2 separate regions of the Homo sapiens genome follow, and region 2 is linked to region 1. A link is a loop called in an ENCODE intact Hi-C map of the cell type or tissue named here. Cell type or tissue: heart left ventricle. All regions are shown on one strand.

Region 1 (2,500 bases):
GGCAGGAGAATGGCGTGAACCTGGGAGGCAGAGCTTGCAGTAAGCCGAGATTGCGCCACTGCACTCTAGCCTGGGCAACAGAGCGAGAAACCGTCCCCCAAAAAAAAAAAAAAAAAATCACATTACTGTTAGTAGTACTATAAATATCAGTTGAAGTGAAGGCAATGACACCTGAGTAAGCATGTATCTTTATGGTTTAGCTACCCCATTCAAACAGTTTTGGTAGAAACCAAAATATGACTCCTAATGGGAACTGTCACTGCCTAAGCTTGGGCTATATAAAGTGCACCCATGGAATGTAACTTTAACAAACACCCTGGCCCATGACTGGACCGTCAGCCGCAAATCCCCCTTCAGCTAGGACTCCAAGAACGCCTGCTAGGCCTCACATTATTCTCAGGACACCTGCACACAGGAAGGGGCACAGATGCATGCCAAATTAACCTTACTTCCTCAACCTCACGAGGAATCATAAAGTGGCCAAACTGTTTCAATGGGACAGTTAAAACCAAAAAGATATATGTCCACTCGGCACTATTTCCTTCTTCACTGCACCTGTTATTTATAGTGCTGCTAAAATTAACTTGAATTTCATCTCTAAGGACTAAAAGAACCCCATGGCAATTGTATGTGAAGGAACACACACAACCGACAGCTGAGACGAAGGGCTCAGCTCTATTCTGGGGATACCACACAAAGACCACAAGTCTCGACTTCTGCAAACAACACTCAGGTGGCAAGACCAAACCAAGAGCCTCCAGAAAGGCTGCACCATGAATGGAAGGTCTGACTCCTTTTGTCAAAAACTTGGCTGTAAGGACAAATAGCAACTTAAGACACTCTGAGGATGAGAGGGAAAGGCCTGACTCACTTCAAGTAGGGAACAGAGGCAATAAGAGAGAAATTTATAAGACTGTGGTCAGTTTCACTTCTCCTGCCCTAGAATTTCCAAAGAGCTGTGAAACTGCGAGCAGAGATAACTTTTGCTAGGCTGCTGGCTGCGGTAGGAGTGCAGGGTTAAGGAGCTGCTAAAAGTAGCAAGAGAGCATAGATAGGACCCTATCCTGCCTGGGCCGTTGTGCTTCTTCCTCCTTCCTCTCCACCCCCAGCGGGGGGCTGGGCCTCAGCAACAGCAGTCCCAGAAGAAAGCTTCAATTGTCCCAGTGGTATTTATTTTTAAAAATTTTTTGTGAATCTTAAGATAAAAAAGAAACTACAGTCTTAAAAGTACTACTGAGATCCCATCTTCTAACAGAAGGGGGAGCTCTAGATTTAACAAATAACATCAAAGAAAAACCAGTACAAGTTACCTCCCCAACCTACCTGGGCACTATCCAGGATTCCCCACTTCTTACATGGGCAGGTCGTGGGCATTTCAGTGGGTAAATAGACACCCCCTGCACCTGCTTCTACTGTGTAACGCTAGCTCAACTCCAAACGTCCTGCTCTGCAGGAACCCGGGTGTGATGCATCACACGTAACCTTGGCTCTTGGAAAGCTTAGCACATGCATGAGACAGTAAGTACAAAGAATCAAGAGAAAACGGACACTGTCCACCCCACCCCAGCTTCCTTTTCTGCCTCATTTTTCTCCGCAGCACTCATCACTGTCTTGACAGTCTTTATATAAATACTACGTATCTGGCTGGGCATGGTGGCTCACGCCTGCAATCCCAGCACTTTGGGAAGCCGAGGTGGGCAGATCATGAGGTAAGGAGTTCGAGACGAGCCTGGCCAACATGGTGAAACCCCGTCTCTACTAAAAATACAAACATTTTTGTACAGGCATGGTAGAGGGTGCCTGTAATCCCAGCTACTCAGGAGACTGAGGCAGGAGAATCACTTGAACTCAGGAGGCAGAGGTTGCAGTGCGCCAAGATAGTGCCACTGCACTCCAGCCTGGGAGACAGAGCAAGACTCCGTCTCAAAAAAAAAAAAAAAAGGCGGAATACTACATACTTTTCTTGTTTACTCTCAGTCTCCCACGTTTACATTTACAACATGTCCCCATCAGAGCACAGCAAGGGTTTTGTCTATTTTTTTAGTCACTCACAGCATTCCCCAAGTGCCTAGAATACCAGGCACACAGTATACCCTCAATAATTATTCACTCGATGAATTAGTGAGTATTCTGTAAGAAACGGACACAAGGTGACTAGTGACAGGAGGACAGGAGGATTCTGCGGCAGAGCTCTAAACTTTCATCTAAACAGCCAGAATTCTGGTTCTCAACCGGGTTCGAAACCTCACAGAAGTTCTGGATAGACAGTCAAGGGATCTGTGTTCTAGTACTGAGTGCTACCAATTACTGCTGGGTGACATGGGTTTTGACTGCTTTCTGGGTCTAATTTTCTTCCAGAGTGAGAATCTGCCCACCTCTCAGAACCCTTGTAAGGAAGAAACACCAGTGAGAGTGCCCTGAACCAAATGGTATATGTGTCGATATATTCAGGTGTTGCTGTCACCAAATGCTGTAATTTGGTTGAATCACTGGCTTGATT
Region 2 (2,500 bases), 75 kb after region 1:
AAATAATTGATTGAAATAAAACCCGAAATGTTCTCCAGAAACAGATTAATACAAAACAGAATTTTAGAGTTCAAAAGGTCCTAAATGCTTACAAGAAAATGCCAGTGATGAAAATATCATGTGTACAGTGCTTTACTTCTCAAAGTGCTTTCACTGAATCATTAAATAAAAATTATTATGTACCTGCTATGTGTTAGGAACTGGCAATACAGAAATTGGATACCACCCCTGCTTTAAAGGGGCCATACTTCTAACAATGAGACCTGCTAGGAATGAAAATGCAGCAAACAATCAGTCTTTGGTGGTATGCAGTAAACATAAGGAGAGCACAGCAGAAGGGGCACCGAAGTTTCTGGGGGAATCAAAGACAGCACACATCTCAGAAGAGACAGCCCTTGAAGTGAGGCCAGAAGGCTGGCAAGCAGAAAGACTAACGGTTATATGCAAAGGAATATATGTGCTTTTTTTAAAAAAAGCACGAAGTGTTCTGGGAACCAAAAGCTGGTCAGTACTGCTGGGGACTGTGAGTTTGGAAGTGATATGAGATAACCACATAGTCAGAGACCAGACAAATAAAATAGCTTAAGTTTTACCCCACAAGAAATGGAAGAATTCTGAGCAGGAGAAAGAAAATGATTAGAATTGGTAGTTAGCGAAAGTATCTTGGCAGCTGAATGGACAGATTGGAGGAGAGTTGAACTATAGCCAGGGAGCCCAATAACAAGTCCCCTGAAACCACAGAGAAAAATGCTGACAATATGATATAGGGCAGAGAGACAAAATATAAGAAGTCAAGGTAGAGGTAAAATCTAGAGAACTCACAAGTCAAATAGATATGACAAGTACAACAAGAAAGGAGGAATTGAGACTGACTCCTAATTTTCTGGCTAGGGCAACTGGCACTATAAATTAGGGAATGCAGGTTGGGAGTAGTCACTGAGAATGGCGATATCAGTTTTAAGTGCACACTAGTCATTTAGATGTCCAGGTGGGAAGAATTAGTGGATTAACTGAATCTAGAACTCAGTAAACAGGTCAGGGATATAGATACATATACACGTATCACATGTGAATACCTTTCCTATTTGGAGGAAATTCTAAGACGGGGAAAGGCAGTCACCTTTTCCCACTACAGGAACTGACAGTAACAGAAATTCCCTCTCTCTGTTCCCTGGCATCTAGTTCACAAATATATAACCCAAGTCAATCAGATCCTCCTATGTAGATCTTTGAATATTGAAAGAATAACACAAAGGTGGAAAATATAATCAGAAATTATTCATGGCACTGTGGCAAGTGCCTACTGGTGGCAGTGCCAGTAGTAACAGATGTTCATGGGAGACCAGGCCAGCAGCAGTGGCAGAGAAGGTCCAGCAAGCAGTGCTAGAGAGAGTCCTCAGCCAACTGATCCCATTACATGGTCTTTACTATGTCTTGCCTCACTCAGTTTCTGCTCATTTTCTGAACTGTGTTATCCAGCCTTCCTTTTAAGGCTGTGCACTATCCAATACTTTTCCAATATATTTATTTTATGCTTAGGTGAACCAAGATTATGTGAAAAATCCTGAGTAGTACAGAACGAGGAGGGAACATAGAACAGGTGAGATGAGGCCTAGAATGGGCCCACTATATAGGGTGACTAGTAGGTCACTATGAAATTAGTTCATATGTGTCATCTCCTTCCATCCTTACGGTCCCTTGTGAGGAAAATAAGGCCAAGTACCATATCTTTATTTTAGGATAAATAAACTGAGGCTAAAAGAGATTAAGATCATACAGTTCTTTTTGCTATCCAAGAGTGTCCTCAAAAAAGTTGTTTTACAGGTGCTCATCAAAAGGAGATGTTAAATGAGCAATACTAATTCTTACAGCAAATGTCAATGGACACAGATGATAACCACACATGGGTCCCAATGCTGGTCTTCCAGCTTCTTCAATTTTGGTAATATAAAGAAGATCCTAACAGAAGCATTAAATTCCTTATAGACAATCACCTAGAAACATACCTAATGAGGATCCTTGCCATCATCCTTCCACTCAGGGTACCTTGGTTACTACTGAAAGAATACATCATAAGCTAAAGGGATTCCTCAAGTGGAAGAAAGGATCATCTATCCCTAACCATGAGAACCACTGTGGGAATGAGAGGTTGAGAGCTTTCGAAAGATGATTATTTCTCAACTTCATTCCTTTGGGATATGTCACAGCCAGTAAGGGAGAAATTGGAAAAAGCAGCTTTCACAAGCTGCCAAATCCATGTCCTAGTCCCAAGGGATAATTAGCCAGTGAGGTTTTGTGGAGCTGATGTAATGTTGGCAGAGGCTAATGTTTTATGGTTGAACATGTAGCCTCTTGAGTTTTAGCTACAGGGCTAAAAGGATGACATCCTGAAAAGCTAAGAAATTCATACCCATAACACCACCACTTCGCAATGTGCATCTTAAAAGTAATTTGTAAACTTTAACTGATCCATCTTTATCATGATTAGTTATGAACATTT

The links. Peaks named below come from ENCODE experiments on the same cell type or tissue, not always from the same donor. Only the 100,000 strongest peaks of a DNase experiment are listed, where the experiment ranks them.
Region 2: a loop joins it to region 1, with 2.2 times the contacts of the local background. A loop is called at or near these places in 14 of 110 quality-filtered maps.

Annotation. Positions count from the first base shown.
Region 1 is chr22:40,435,838-40,438,337 of GRCh38, forward strand. The region is part of intron 4 of MRTFA (myocardin related transcription factor A); the gene reads right to left. Among named protein-coding and RNA genes, the nearest start is that of SGSM3, 66 kb to the left of the region's middle. RefSeq lists enhancers at 454-513, 774-903, 1,024-1,073, 1,144-1,193. In heart left ventricle, a CTCF peak has its summit at 1,245 (motif pointing right); no DNase peak of the experiment used is centred here; H3K4me3 peaks cover 901 bases; H3K27ac peaks cover 894 bases.
Region 2 is chr22:40,510,427-40,512,926 of GRCh38, forward strand. The region is part of intron 3 of MRTFA (myocardin related transcription factor A); the gene reads right to left. Among named protein-coding and RNA genes, the nearest start is that of MRTFA-AS1, 10 kb to the right of the region's middle. RefSeq lists an enhancer at 159-703. In heart left ventricle, a CTCF peak has its summit at 1,347; no DNase peak of the experiment used is centred here; H3K27ac peaks cover 2,500 bases.